Linked DNA regions of Homo sapiens: region 2 is linked to region 1. A link is a loop called in an ENCODE intact Hi-C map of the cell type or tissue named here. Cell type or tissue: endothelial cell of umbilical vein. All regions are shown on one strand.

Region 1 (8,000 bases):
TTTGTTTGTTTTTGAGACAGAGTCTCACTCCATCACCCAGGCTAGAGTGCAGTGGTGCAATCTCGGCGCACTGCAACCTCTTCCTCCTAGGCTCAAGCAATTCTCCTGTCTCAGCCTCCCCAGTAGTTGGGATTATAGGCGGCTGCCACCACACCTGGCTAACTTTTTGTATTTTTAGTAGAGACAGGGTTTCACCATGTTGGCTAGACTGGTCTCGAACACCTGACCTCAAGTGATCCGCGCCTGCCTTGGCCTCCCAAAGTGCTGGGATTATAGGTGTAAACCACCGTGCCTGGCCTAAATGTTGGTGTTTTGATGTGCCATGCAACTTACACATGTGCTGAAATACAGTTGTTTATTTCTGTATTATCTTTCTCCCTCTCGATTACTTCTTTTGGTCTGCCTGTTTGTTGCTGACCTTTTGCAGGTGGCTAAGCCAGCCCAGTGGGTCATCCCTGCCACTACCAAATCACCCCCATGGCATGCAGGCCATACCAACTTCAGATTCCTCCCTCCCCAGGGGAATTTACATTTTAGGTGGTGGGGAACAAGAGCTCCTGGGGGCCAAAAGCCTGTCACAGAATCGGCACCCAGTAAATATTTGTGGAATGAAGGGGTGAGTGGATACATGAAATGTTTCTGAACAGTAGAATTTGAGCTGCCATGGGAGGCAGAGGGGAAGGATAGCAATGCTATTTTTGCTATATTTTAAAATCCCCACTTCTCTTTAATGGAGAGACAAAGTAACCAGAACTCTTCAAATCACACTAGGTAAATTCAAGGCTGATATTTAACAGGTCGAGTGGCACAGATACTGACCAATCAGAATAGACCTGGAGAGCCGTGCTGGACTCAGCACAACCCCTTTGCTTGTGGATAATGGAAGCCCGGGGGTTCTGAAGGCTGGGGCTACAGAGGAGGGGACACTAAGGGCTTGAGGCAGCTGCTAGTCATCAACTGGTATGAAAACATTTCAGTACTCAAACAGCAAGCACAGCAGTGTCACACACATGATAATTAAACGTCAGCTCGGGTTAGGTAGCTGCATGAGAATCAAGAAACTTCTGCCATTTCCCCTCCCTAGGCCCCAATTTCTCGTCTACAAAACAATAAAACTTACTAGTCTTCAGGTTCACTCTAGTTCTGACTACCTGTGATTTTAATATAATAATAAGGAGAACAATTTATAAAAGCCAGCCTGGTATGGCAGAAAAGGCACATGCTCTGAAGCCGGTAGACCCAGTTCAAAGTCCAGCTGTTACTTACTGTGAGGCTCGGGTCCAAATCAATTAACTTCTCGGAACCTCCACTTTTTATTAATTCAACTAACATTTATGGAGCCCTTTTTATGTACCAGGTCCTAAGGACACTTTAGTGAACAAGACCCAGTCCCTTGCCATCATGGAACTCGCTGTTCTACCGAGGACTCTTTGGATGCAAGTGACAGAAACTGGCTCAAGCTAGCTTAGGCAAAACCAGAATGCATCATAAGAATGTAGCAAGCCTGGAGGGGCCCAGGAGGGAAAGCAACCAGACTTTGCTTAGAACCTGGACAGGAAGGCCACCAGCCTCTCTACCACCCTCAGCTACCTGCTGCATTACTCTCTTCTCCCCCTCAACCCCTCAGTTCTGATAAGCCTCAGTTAATATGACATCTCAATTCTAAACTCTCCACAAAGAATCCCAGCACTTGGCTGGGCGCAGTGGCTCATGTCTGTAAGCCCAGCACTTTGGGAGGCTGAGGTGGGTGGATCACCCGAAGTCAGGAGTTTGAGACGAGCCTGACCGACATGGCAAAACCCCATCTCTACTAAAAATACAAAAAGTAGCTGAGTGTGGTGGCTACTCCGCACCCGAGATCCTCCACACACACACTCTGCCTCCCGGGAATCTCTTGAACCCAGGAGGCAGAGGTTGCAGTGAGCCCAGATCGCACCACTGCACTCCAGCCTGGGTGACAGACTGAGACTTCATCTCAAAAAAAAAAAAAAAAAAAAAAAAGAATCCCAGCACTTTGGGAAACCAAGGCGGGTGGATCACTTGAGGTCAGGAGTTCAAGACTGGTCTGGCCAACATGGCAAAACCCTGTCTCTACTAAAAATATAAAAATTAGCAGGGCGTGGTGAGGCACTCCTGTAGGCCCAGCTACTAGGGAGGCTGAGGCCGAAGAATTGCTTGAACCCGGGAGGCAGGGGTTGCAGTGAGCCGAGATCACGCCACTGCACTCCAGCCTGGGTGACAGAGTGAGATTCCATCTCCATAAATAAATAAATTCTCCACAAAGAGAACCTGATTGGCCCAGCTTGAGCCACATGCCCACTCCTAATCTAATCACCTATGACCATAAGGCGGGACCACTAGGTACAAACGTGGCCTCAGGGACTCACCCATGTGATGGGGGAGGGGTCCAAATTCCCAAAAAAGGGAGCTTGTAGATCCTGGTGTCCACTTCACCACCTCATAGGGTGGATGTAAAGATGAAATGAAATTCCATGTAAAGTGACTGGCACATAGCCTGGCAGACATAGCTGGAGCACTGTGCCTCTGTGCCTTGCTAATAATTGGTGCTTGACTAAAACATGTGCTGAACAGGGGAACAATATTATTAACAATGATACCTTTCATGTATCCACCAACTTTATGTCCATTCCATTCGTTACTTCCTCTGTTGCCTGGATCTCGAGCCCCACCTTGCTGAATGGACTTAAAACAAGTTAGTTGGGCACATGTGGCTCCCAGGCTGGATGGCATCCACATGGTGGGTGCCTGATGTGCTGAATGGATGAATGAGTGAATGTTCTTCCACCCAGCCCTCAGTGCTCTGCTGAGGCAGGATGGGTGGCTGGAAAAATGGGGTCTTTGGAATTTGTCTCCTTTTCACCTAGATCTTTGTTAGATCTTTTTCCTCCTTTGTTTAGTAACCAAAGAACCGAGAACTCAGGAAGAGATCAAGGACTGGGTTCAAGTCCTCCCACTCCCCCCACCCCCCATCTAATTTGATGACTATCATTGAGATACTGACCACCCCTCTCTGGACTTGGTTTCTTTACTGGCAAATGGATATGGGCGCACTGATGATGGCTGCTTGGCTCTACGCGTTTGGGAGGATTGGCCAAAGTCAGAGGTGGGAAAGGACTTTGACAAGGCCTGGCCTCAGCCCTTCCCCACCACCATCCACAGGGGAATCTTGGGTCTCTCTGATCAGACCCCTGCAGCCTGGCGGGAAGAGATCTCCAGGCCTTCCGCCCAGCTGCTCCGTGCCCTTGGGAGCCCCTGCGTCGCCAGCCCACGACCAGCCGATGACTTTACCAGCTGTGTGGTTGAAACCCGAGCTCTCTTGCCAGGACTTGAACAGGAAGTTTTTTCCTGTGGTGGAAGCTTTTGTTCTCCAAGTCGAATTTCCCTCAGCTGACGTCAGCCCCAACTTAGGCCCAAGCCCATTGAACCTGCAGTGGGGCTGAGGGAGGGCTGCCTTGCAGGACAGAAGGTGCAGGTTTCAGGCACCGATGGCTGTCTCCACCTTCCTCTTCTTCCTGCATTAGCCCACCATGGCCTGGGGTCAGCTCCCTGTCCATTGGCTCCGAAGGAAAGTTGCAGGAAGCTCATTCATTCTGAGAGGGGTTAGAAAGGTGGGTGGAACGTGTTTTCTAATTTTGGTCCAGTCACTTACTGTTAGCTGAGTGACTTGGGCTGGACACGTAACCTCACTGGGACACGTAACCTCAGTGGGACTCAGTTTCCTCATCTGTAAAATAGGAATAATAGTCCCTCATACCTCCTAGTAGTGGGTATCAAATGTAAATCATTAAAAACTGCCTGGTACATAGTAAATGCTCAGTGAATATGAGCATTAATTTTTGTCCTTATTATGTATCCCTCTGGTGAAGAGGAAATTAGATGTTGTGTGTGAGTTACCTACAGAGGGTCCAGCTCAAAGACAGAGGCAGAAATAATCCCTTTACTAAGGGAAGATCATGCTTTTCTGCTGTAGGAATCTGGCTGTGCTTTCCTTCCCAGAAGCACAAGGCTTCACAAAGATGACTCTGTTTGTTTGTTAAGACTGCCATAACAAAGTACCACAAACTGAGTAGTTTAAATAACAGAAATGCATCCTTTCATAGTTCTGGAGGCTAAAAGTGTGAAATTAAGTTATCCAGCAGGGTTAGTTCCTTTCGAGGGTTGTGAGGGAAGGATCTGTCCAGGTCTCTCTTTTTGGCTTGTAGATGGCCGTCTTTTCCCTCACACCATCTTTCTTCCTTCTATGTGTATCTCTGTGTCCAAATCTCCTCTTCTTTTTTTTTTTGCGGGAGGCCAGTGGGGAAGGGCAGGGTCTCGCTTCATCACCCAGGCTGGAGTGCAGAGGTGCGATAATGGCTCACTGCAACCTCAAACTCCAGGGCTCAGGTGATCCTCCTGTCTCAGACTCCTGAGTAGCTGGGACCACAAGCACATGCCACCACACCTGGCTAATTTTTTTTTTTTTATTTGTAGAGATGGGGTCTTACTATGTTGCCCAGGCTGGTCTCAAATTCCTGGGCTCAACCAATCCTCCCACCTCCCAAAGTGCTAGGATTACAGATGTGAGCCGCTGTGCCCGGCCCAAATCTCCACTTTTTTTTTTTTTTTTTGAGATGGAGTTTAGCTCTTGTTGCCCAGGCTGGAGTGCAATGGCGTGATCTCAGCTCACCACAACCTCCGCCTCCCGGGTTCAAGCGATTCTCCTGCCTCAGCCTCCCGAGTAGCTGGGATTACAGGCATGTGCCACCATGCCCAGCTAATTTTGTATTTTTAGTAGAGACTGGGTTTCTCCATGTTGGTCAGGTTGGTCTGGAACTCCTGACCTCAGGTGATCTGCCTGCCTTGGCCTCCCAAAATGCTGGGATTACAGGTGTAAGCCACCGCGCCCGGCCTCCACTTCTTATAAGGACACCAGTGTTTTTGGATTAGGGCCCACCCAAATGACCTCATTTTGATTTGGTTACCTCTGTGAAGGCCCTGTCTCCAAATGATGTGACATACTGAGGGTTAAGACTTCAACATATGAATTTCAGAGGGACTAACTCAACCCATAGCAATGACCTGGGGGAAAGGACAATGCTTAACTTGAAGGTGGATTTCAAGTCTTAACACCAGAATAGAGAAGATAATTTGGAGGAGAAAGGCCTCCTTGAGGCCTGTCAAATCCTCCCTCGAGCATGGCTATTTACATAAATACAATAGTGTCATGTTTTCAAAGCATCAGAACCTAGTTATGGGACCCAAATAATTAAATTACTTGTTTTCCACTCTAAACCTCTGTTCCCCATTCCTAATTTCATCTGCCAATATCAAACAGGAAATCTGAGATTCCCCAGTAAAAACTATGCCATCCTCAATTCCTTGGCAATGGAGTTGCAAAGAAGGAGCAATGGATAGGGAGTTAATGGAGCTAGACCCACGCGCTTGCTGTGTGATCTTGGCCATGTGACCACCTCTCTGGACCTCAGTCTCAATTGTAGTTTGTGTGATTGTGTATGTGTGTATGCACAGGTGTAAGAAAGGTGGAGGGATGGGCCGGGTGTGGTGGCTCACGCCTGTAATCTGAGCATTTTGGGAGGCCAAGGCAGGCAGATCACGAGGTCAGGAGTTTGAGACCAGCCTGGCCAATATTTTGAAACCCCATTTCCACTAAAAATACTAAAATTAGCCAGGCATGGTGGCGCACCTCTGTAGTCCCAGCTACTCAGGAGGCTGAGGCAGGAGAATTGCTTGAACCTGGGAGGTGGAAGTTGCAGTGAGCTGAGATTGCACCACTGCACTCCAGCCTAAGCAACACAGCAAGACTCCTTCAAAAAAAAAAAAAAAGAAAGAAAGAAAAGAAAAGAAAGAAAGAGAGAGAGAGGGAGGGAGCGAGGGAAGGAAAGAAAGAAAGGTGGAGGGAGACGATCTGACTTCTGACTGCTGCTCTAACGGGAGGGTCATGGGACAAAGCTGGTGCACCTTCTTTGAGTGTCAATTTCATATGAAGGTAAGCAATTCCAAATATAATTTTAAAACCCCAAAGCACCCAAGTATGTCAGAGTAGGATGCAACACTGCATGCGCTTTTATGCTAAAACATGAGGTTTTAGAGAAATTAGAGATACACTAGGCTTTTAGTGGCTGCCGCATACTTCATTTCATAACCCTGATCCCTGGTGTCTGAGCTGTTTCCTGTGTGCCAGTAGGGGCTCTTCATTGGAAAAATCTGAAATGCTTTGGACTAGATAATGGCAAAGACATTCCAGTTCAGAAACCAGAAAGCTTGGACCTGAACTCACTTCTGACACTGACAATCGCCTCCCTTTGTTCAGCCACATTTTCACTATGCATGCAACAGCCAGGCCAATTGGGAGGTCTGCACCAATCAGAAAAGATGCAGCTGCACTTTGGGAGGACAAGGTGGGCGGATCACCTGAGGTCAGGAGTTCGAGACCAGCCTGGCCAACATAGTGAAACCCTGTCTCTACTAAAAATACAAAAAATTAGCCAGCCATGGTGGTGGGCGCCTGTAAACCCAGCTACTCGGGAGGCTGAGGCAGGAGAATCGCTTGAACCCAGGAGGCGGAGGTTGCAGTGAGCTGAGATCCTGCCATTGTACTTCAGCCTGGGCAACAGTGTGAGACTCCATCTCAAATAATAATAATGATAATAATAAATACAAAAATTAGCCGGGCATGGTGGTGTGCACCTGTAATCCCAGCTACTTGGGAGGCTGAGGCAGGAGAATTGCTTGAACCCCGGAGGCAGAAGCTGCGGTGAGCCAAGACTGTGCCATTGCACTCCAGCCTGGGCAACAATAGCAAAACTCCATCTCCAAAAAAAAGAAAAAAGAAAAGATGCAGCTGGGAGAAGAGGTGCACAGATGGTGGGCGTGGAAGCAGAGGAAGTGGAATCAACCACTGGAGGAAGCAGGCTTTGGCAGTTTTGTGGGGAAATGTCTCGGGGCTTCCCCAATCTTCCAGTTCCTCTGATGGTCAAAATGATAGGAATTTGAAAGTGAGAGCTGGCTGGGCGTGGTGGCTCATGCCTATAATCCCAGCACTTTGTGAGGCCAAGGTGGGAGGATTGGTTGAGCACAAGAGTTCAAGACCCCCCTGGGAAACACAGAAGGACCTTGTCTCTATAGAAAATAAAAATAAATTTAAAAATTAGCCAGGCATGATTGTGCATGCTTGTAATCCCAGCACTTTGGGAGGCTGAGGCAGGAGGATCACTTGAGCCCAGGAATTCGAGGCTGCACTGAGCTAAGATCACACCATTGCACTCCAGTCTGGGTGACAGAGTGAGGCCCTGTCTAAAAAAAAAAACAAAAAAAAAAAAGAAAGAAGAAAAGAAAAAGATAAAAGAAAGTCAGAGCCCACCTTTCTCTCAAGCTCCAGCCCTCTCTTCTCTCCTTCACAGCCAAGCTTCTTGAAGGTGATGTGTATCCTTCTCCACTTGCTGTACTCTGGCTTCTGTCCCCCAGCACCCACTTAAACTTGATCTCCATAATGTCCTGAGCACCCACCTCCTTGCTGCTAATGACAGTGAGTCCTCTTCAGTCCTCATCTCACTGGCCCTCTGGCAGACTCTCTGGCTTAACAGTTACTGCCTGCCCTTGGATTTCCTCCTTACTCTCCAGCTGCTCCTTCTCAGCCACACAGAAGCTTCTCCTTCCCCTGGCAGCTCTTCCTTCTGCACATCCTCACCTGCTCTCCCAGATCAACCTGTCTCTTTACAGTGATGGTCCCCAGTGTCCATCCCAGGCCTAGAGCTCTGCTGGACCTTCCAGCCTGGCCACCTGACTTTCCCCTGGACATCCCACAGTCCTTTCAAACTCAGCAAGGATCAAGGGGCGTCAAGGCCTTCCCCTGGACCCCATCCTTCTTCCATCTGTGTTCCCAGGCACTGAAACCAACTGCAGAGCTACCCATGGTGCCTCCCTCCCCTTTGCCCTCCTCTCGTTTTGTCTATAGATTAATTGGTTAGCTTCAGTCTCAT
Region 2 (8,000 bases), 140 kb after region 1:
CTTCTAGGAAGCAACTGGTCAGTGTTAACTCCTTAATGAGGCTGAAGTAGACATGGTAAAACTAGTTGTGGAAAGAGATCCTATAAAGCAAAACTGAGGACACATTTACATATACCAAGGGGTGCCCAGCCCTGTTCTTCCTGCACATAGAATCTTAAATGTTTCCTAGATTGAGCCATTAATCTTCGATTTTTTGCAAAGGAAGTTAAGACAGAGATACCAAGTGCCTTGCACATAGTAGGCCTGTAGTAAACACAGACTGGATGATCAACTGCTCTTTGGAGGAGCAGAGAGTATGCCTACACATCATTTGAATAAAATGTGACAGCCTGCCAGAGACCAGACTTTGAAGGTTATAGACCCAGGGCACGTGGCCAGAGCAGCTGTCAGTGGAGGTGCGGCCTAGAGCGGGTAGTGTGGAGGCTGGAGGGGGCTGTTCCATGGCACCAGGGTTGAGTGGGAGTCAGTGCAGACTTAGGAGAGGGAATGTGTGTTCGGGGATGGGGAGCGGGGAGGGACTTCTCTCAGACACTTATATGGAATCTCAGGTCATACAGAGACATTGTCTCTGTGTTTTATATTTTCCTTTGAGGACATCTCCATTTAAGTAGCTGATGCCTGAGCGGGGAGAGAAGAATGAGCCTTTTCCTTCTGTTAGAGCCTGTAGCTGCCTCTTCAGGGTCAGACTTTAAGGTGTATGGGGACAAAGTTGGGTCAGTGTTTGTAGAAAAAAGGCTCTTTCTCCATTTCTCCCTCCTGCTTAATCCAAGGAGCAGAGAACACCAGGGAAACTCGGAAGTAGCGGGGTTGATTTGGGAGCTAGATGGGGCCTGACATATGAAGCTGCTACCTGGTTACAGCCAGGCAGAGTTGAAAGGGTGTCCTTTGGCGGGGTGAGAAGAGAGCAGCCTCCAAAGATTCCCCTGCACCCCGCCAGGCCCTGCCAGGGGCCCCTCCCACAGTTCTTTGCTCCTTCCACGGAGCCTGTTTGAGAATTCAGTGATTCACTTCCCGTCGTCAACTCTTGTTTAACGTTCCCCTCCATTGTTACCAAACAATCCAGGCCCCAGTGATGTGTGGTGTTCTGAGAGTAGAGGAGGGAAGAGAGAGAGAGAGCCAGAACTGTTTACAGAGCCCGGGAGATGGGCCCAGGCTTGACAGCCGGGCCGACTTGAAAGACAGGCTGCAGTGGACTGTGGCCCCAACAGCTGGGTGTGTGCAGGGTGGGAAATGCCAGGCACAGCCGCTCCTCCACAGAAACCACTCTGTTCTTTCTGCTCTTGATGGAAGCTCCTGCCCTTTATTGTGGTGTTAGCTTCTTTGTTCAGTTACACCGACAGCTGAGTTTTCTATTTGGGGCCATAGTTTTGGGGTCATGATTCCTGGAGTAGAAAAAAAACAACATAGGAGCTCACTCAGAAGGATCCCTGGGTAAATGCCATCCTTTCCTGGGCCCCAGTTTCCTCACGTGTTCAGGGGGAAAAGAAGGTGGTGGTGAAATGCCCCCCACCAGCTCCAAAGTCCTGTGGTTCTGAGGCTGGAATATTCTGCAAAAGGACATTTGCACACCACCCTTCCACTGCCCCCGCCCCAGTGTCGTGTCCAGGTCCAGTTCTACCAGCCACAGATGTGAGCATGTCTGGAACCTGTCTACCTGTCTCATTCATTCCATGACCTCTGATTTTTGAGGTCAGTAATTCTGCAGCCTCCCTCACCTTTCTGGTTTAAAGCAACCTCCTCTCTCAGGAAGTTGTTTGAAATCAATTTAATTCCTTTATATCCCACATGACAGCTACGACTGCCACTGTTTAGTTGATGTTGGCGTCGGGTTTGGGGCTTACTTGGCTTTTGTGTTTGCTTCTAACCTGCAGAAAGAGTCAAAGTTCTGAAGTTTTCTCTCTCATCCTTTCTGTTTGTTGCTCCATGTACAGTAGGGAAGAGGAATTTTTGTTGGTAGTCCACATTTTTGATTACTTATTTGCTCTGCTGCTATATTATGATTCAGGTTTTCTCCAAGGCCCTAGGTGCCTAAAAGCATTGAAGGAATGAGAAGTGTAGACACAGAACACCTTTAAGCCACTTCCCCCTGCAAATTAGTGTATTTCACAGGTATTTGGAATGCTAGAAGGTACTAGAAGGTGAGAAGACACTAGAGATCCGTTGAACCCATCATTTTTTAAATGAGATAATCCATACCTAAAGACTCCTCCATGAGTCGGTAGCACAGCCAGAGGGAGGGCCACACACACCCCTGTCATCTAATGAGCAGCCAGGGCTCCAGTCCATCCCCAGTGTGGGCCATATATCTGTGTGCTTTCTCCTCTATTAAATCCAACACTTGATAAAAATCTCCAGTTAACAAATATTTGTTGAGCAAGTTTATTGCAAATCGCTGTATTTAATGTCTGCCTACAACCTTAGCCACAGATGACTCTCTCTCCCTGGTATGGCAAGTGGGCAGAGCTTCCTCATTCAAAAACATTTTAGCTTCCTGCACTTCCCCGCTGGTTGCTTTCGCCTAACTGGCACCTGTGGCTGTCATTCCCCTGCTGTTTTTAATTGCACCTCTCAAGACCAGCTGATTGCTTAAAGAACATTTCTGGTATTGGGCCCATGGCAGTAATGTGCGTCTGTGGATCCCTTTGCTATGAGGCTTGACTTCTTGATCGGGTTCACAAGGCTGGTGGGCAGCCTGAGATCTTTGCTTATTTCCTACGTCTTCTGAAAGGTACTATGAAGCTTACCAGTTGCTGATGCACGCTATCAGCTAATAATTCCATTACCATTACTATTTTCTGAGCAAATGTGACCTGCAAGCCCCTCGCTCCATCCAGGATGCAGGCAAAGTTAAGCTAGGTTTCCTTTCCCTCAAGGAGCTCCTGGCACAGTTGGGAAGGGAAGTCAGAAACACACAGAAGTCACTTCATCATACCAGGCCTTTGGTGCTAAATGATGATGAATTTGAAGAGTGTGGGACAGTGGGGATGGTGGACTGTAAGAGTTCGAGGAGGGGAGGATGGAGAGAGGTCATTCTTAGCAGAGAGCCACAGAGTGGGTTACTGTTTGAGCTGGAAGATAATTGGACCTCCAAGGGCTCTGTCCCCACCTGCACCTCAGCGCACTATGCTGGTGGCCAAGAGTGCAGGAGCCTCACATTCAGATACTGTGGCTGCAACATTTTACCTCCACTACTTGGGCCTGTTCAGCATTTTGAGTTTCTATGCCTGTAAATTAGGCCTGTCTAGGAAGTGGGGGTGAGGTGGTGGGTGGGCAGGTGCTCTGAATCTCAGCTGGGACTGGGTGGGCTGATACCGGGGAGAGTTGTAAGTATCTAGGACCCAGCGGGAGGACGCCTCACCTGGAACCCTTTGCTTGTTCCTGATTGTAGCTGTTTTAGGGATGCAGCTTTCAGACAAGGGCCACTTAGTTGATGAGGCCGGCTTAATCGAGGAGGGCTGTTGCCACCCTGACATTGTTAAGTGTGGGCCTGGCTTCTCTGAAGTCCTCCTTTCTTGCTTGTGTGGAATTCCTGTTTTCCTGCCCATAGGGGTTCTTTGCTGTCTTAGGTGAATTGCCCCAATGAACCAGAACCTTTTTTTTTTTAGGTACAATAGGAGGTCTGTACCCTTAGACAGAAAGGAATGCTAATTGGCCACTTAACTGTCCTCAGGGTACAGATGCCAGAATATACAGGGCACCCATTCTTTGTTACCATTTGGGATGGAAACTGCTTATATAAGCTTGTAAAGCTTTGGTTCAGAAAGCAAGAGAATGTGTATGGAACGTTAGCAATTGCTGTCATGCAAATGCTGCATTTTTTGCATGTAAAGGTACCTCTTTACCTCCATGGTCCTTAAACTAACTTTTTCAAGAAACATGGTCATTTCCCACCCTTCCTTTACTTCCAGCTCCCCATTCATACCCAACAGTGGCTAACTGAAAGGTTTGCAAATCCTGAAGGCTTTGGGGCTTCTTTTAAAAAGAAGAGACTGAGTTGTAAATGTCATAAGACTGAGATGGTTGTAAATGTCCCAACCATACTGTGTGACATTTGCTAGGAATTGTTGTAAAATCACTGGAGTGAGCGCTTGTCCTGAGGCACTGCCTCTCCGCGTGAATGTCACTGAGTCGCCCGGTTGACCCGTTGCATGTTATGCAGCACTTGTGACATTGTTTTATCTCTCTAGCCGGTGACTCATAATTAAGGAAGTCAAAACTGTGCAATTAACACAAAACCTCCTCATTTGCCCTCTTCACCTCTCCCCAACCCCCGCCCCCAGTCAGGAATGCCCGCCTGACATTTTCTCTAAGTCTTTGGAAACTTTAAGATTTGTTTTGATAGAACAAGGCCGCCAGTTATCATCGCCTGGTTCCACTTGTTTTACCCCAAAAGTCTGTGAGAATCTTTTCCAGGAAAAAAAAGAAAGAAAGAAAGAAAGTAAATCCCACCCCCAAGCGTGCAGTCTGCCCACAGGAAGTGATTCATGGTGCTCCGATTCGGGCAGACCTGACTGCAGGAGGCGGGAGGCTGGGAACCAGGTCTGGGAAAAGAGGGCAGAGAGAGGATACCCAGACCTAATGGCTTCTGCTCTGTGGAAGAAAGTGAAAAACAGAATGACTAAGAGTCCTGTAATAAGAATTGTTTGTTTTGTGAAGTTGAACTAATAGTGAGGTTTGCCGGCAGATAAGACTTGAGAAATTGCAGTTGTCAGGGGAGGGGACTTTTCCATGTCCTGCTTTTTTTTTTTTTTTTTTTTTATTAAGAGAGCAAAGCTATTTCTCAGTCTTTTTTTTTTTTTTTTTTTTTTTTTTGAGATGGAGTCTCTCTCTGTCGCCCAGGCTAGAGTGCAGTGGCACAATCTCGGCTCACTGCAACCTCCACCTCCCAGGTTCAAGTGATTCTCTTGCCTCAGCCTCCCCAGTAGCTGGGATTACAGGTGCCCACCACCATGCCTGGCTAATTTTTTTGTATTTTTAGTAGAGACGGGGTTTCACCATGTTGGCCAGGTTGGTCTTGGAACTCCTGACCTCAGGTGATCTGCCCACCTTGGCTACCCAGAGTGCTGGGATTACAGACGTGAGCCACCACGCCAGGCCTTATATCTCAGTCTTAAGACATTCATATATTAGTGGAAGGCCCAGATTTGTGTTTCAGTTCTACCTTGCCACCTCTAAGCCTGTTTTCTTTTCTTTGGAGAAGAGGGTCTAAGATGAGACCATTATCTCACAGTCTCCAATAGCTCTTTCTCCCCATTTTCCCTTTTATTTATTTATTTATTTATTTATTTTGAGACGGAGTCTCTCTCTGTTGCCCAGGCTGGAGTGCAGTGGCACAATCTCGGCTCACTGCAACCTCCACCTCCTGGGTTCAAGCGATTCTCCTGCCTCAGCCTCCTGAGTAGCTGGGACTACAGGCTTGCGCCACCATGCCCGGCTAATTTTTGTATTTTTAGTAGAGACAGGGTTTCACTATGTTGGCCAGGCTGGTCTCGAACTCCTGACCTTGTAATCCACCCACCTCAGCCTCGCAAAGTGCTGGGATTACAAGCATGAGCCATTGCACCCAGGCTATTTTCCCTTTTTCCTTTCCCTCTAAAGTTAGAGTTTTTGAAAAATATTTGATTTTTTTAAATTGACAAATAATTGTCCATATTCATGGGATACATAGTGATGTTTTGATACATATTAATGTCATTATGGTGATCACATCAGGTTAATTAGCATCTCCATCCTGTCAAGCATTTATCATTTCTTTGGGTTGGAAGCATTCAATATCCTCCTTCTATTTGAAACTATGTAATATATGAATGTTACTATGTATGTTACTATATAAGCATTCAATATTCTCCTATTTGAAACTATGTAATATATGATTATACATAGTAACAATCATATATTACATAATAATTGTAAACTATGTAATAATAATATTGTAATATATGATTGCTAGATATTTGAAGCTATATAATATATTATTGTTAAGTATAATCATCTTACAGTGGTTTAGGACACTAGAACTGATTTTTCCTCTTTAGCTGTAATTTTGAGACCTTTAACAAATTTCTCCCCATCCCTCTGTTCCCTTTACACTTTTCAGCCTCTAGTATCTTCTATTCTGTTTTTACAAAGTTAGAGTTTTGGGGCTGATAAATGTTTTTACCTAAATACTCATTTTTGTTTCCACCAAATGGAACATCATGTTGTCGTAGAATGAAGGAATCCTTTCTGTCCTATGGGTTATTTTCTTCTCCCTCAAACTGACAATGCAAATTAATTTGATTCCCCAAAGTAGTTTGGAAACAGAGAAGACTCTAAGTGTTGGCTACATGAACAGGCCTGCTGCCGAGCGAGAGGCCCAGATCACCCAGAATGAGAAGATGGGTCTAAACACACCTGGCTTTGTGACTTACTCCATTTCAAGCTTCCTGTATTGTTGGAGGTCAGCTTTTGGGGGTGAGGGATTTTAATGAAAGCTGAGGTGAAGTCCACTGTTGCCTTAAGCCCATCAGAACGTTGCCAAGGGCTGTGAGTATGCTGAATGGGTCCATGAGTGATCTCTTAAAAAAACATAAACCATTGTCAGGCCTAATTTTCAGCAGAGTGAAATGGCCACCCAGAAGATTCTGTGAAGCCTGGCAACTTTTCCCTTTCTTCCAGTAGTCACAGACCAACCCAGATCTTTGTAGCATCTTTTATTTGTGACTTGAAAGTTCTATGATCCTGCTGACACTCAAGAAAAAGCAATCCCCATCAACTTGGTGCTTGGAGAAAAAAGTTTGTGAAGACCAAAGCTATTAAATAGAAAAGCCCTAAACACTCTCCTCCTCCTCCTCCTTCAATATTTAACCGTCTTCTTTGCATGGGGGAAGGGAGGGGCTCTCACCACAGCCAAAAGAGAATCTCTGCTGATTTAAACCCAGTGTGCTTTGTAGTCATAGAGAACTGAGTTTGGAGTGTAACATCTAGGTTCAAGCCCAGGCACTGTTCCTTGCTGGGTGACTTTGGGCAAGTCACTCAGCATCAAAAATTTTTCATCTGTAAAATGGGAGTGATGAGATACTCAGCCTGCAGGATCCCTTTATCCAGTGAGTTACTGAGTGAGAAGTGCTGGGTAAACGCTTGCTCTGAGGTGTAAATTGCTTCTGTTTGGCCAGGTGCAGTGGCTCACGCCTGTAATCCAAGCACTTTGGGAGGCTGGGGCAGGTGGATCACCTGAGGTCAGGCGTTTGAGACCAGCCTGGCCAATATTGTGAAACCCCGTCTCTACTAAACATGCAAAAATTAGCCAGGCGTGGTGGTGCATGCCTGTAATCCCAGCTACGCAGAAGGCTGAGGCAGGAGAATCACCTGAACTGGAGGTTGCAGTGAGCCAAGATCACTCCGCTGTACTCCAGCCTGGGCAACAAGAGCAAAACTCCGTCTTGGGGGGCGGGCGGGGGGGATTCCTTCTGTTTTCCCGCATCTTGCTCATCTCAGAGCATTTCCTTAGCCCAGGGGGATCTCAAGGGGAGGGAAGAGAGCAGATTTGCCCCCCAGGGGACATTTGGCAATGTTTAGAGGTATTTTTTTTCAGTTGTCACAGCTGCAGGTGGGTCACAGCTACCGGCATCCAGTGTGAGGGAGCCAGACATGCTGTTAAGCATTCTATATCTGTCTCTACACAGGACAGCCCCCTAGCCCCAACAAAGATTAGCCCAAAACATCAGTAGTGCCAACGTTGAGAAACTCTGGGCCTCGCCAAATCCATAGCCTGATGTTGAAAAGTTCTTGGTGTCTGCGTGCTTTACAGATAATTATCATCAGGCTGAACTTTCTCCAGTAACCAACCTTCTTCTTTTCCAGAAAGTACAAATTCTGTGCCCACCCATGGCCCTTGGGAGGTGGGATAGCCCAAGGTCTAGGCGATCTTTGTGTGTTTCCAGTGGAGTCCAGCCCTCCCAAGGATAAGGCAAGGTGTTTCTTGGCTTCCCCCTCCAAGGATCTGCCCAGGAGCCTTCTGC

The links. Peaks named below come from ENCODE experiments on the same cell type or tissue, not always from the same donor. Only the 100,000 strongest peaks of a DNase experiment are listed, where the experiment ranks them.
Region 2: it touches region 1 in a loop (2.4-fold over the local background); 1 of 110 quality-filtered maps calls a loop at or near these places.

The regions. Positions count from the first base shown.
Region 1 is chr15:67,010,552-67,018,551 of GRCh38, forward strand. All of the region lies in intron 2 of SMAD3-DT (SMAD3 divergent transcript), which reads right to left. Among named protein-coding and RNA genes, the nearest start is that of SMAD3-DT, 50 kb to the right of the region's middle. In endothelial cell of umbilical vein, no CTCF peak of the experiment used is centred here; a DNase peak (open chromatin) is centred at 3,300; H3K27ac peaks cover 1,739 bases.
Region 2 is chr15:67,146,062-67,154,061 of GRCh38, forward strand. The region is part of intron 1 of SMAD3 (SMAD family member 3); the gene reads left to right. SMAD3-AS1 (SMAD3 antisense RNA 1) reads right to left here and starts at 878. Exons shown (of 3, transcript NR_186224.1): 1 at 851-878; 2 at 1-80. RefSeq lists enhancers at 22-957, 958-1,892, 970-1,264, 2,271-3,078, 3,886-4,693 and 1 more. In endothelial cell of umbilical vein, no CTCF peak of the experiment used is centred here; DNase peaks (open chromatin) are centred at 380, 1,050, 2,590 and 4,550; H3K27ac peaks cover 5,716 bases.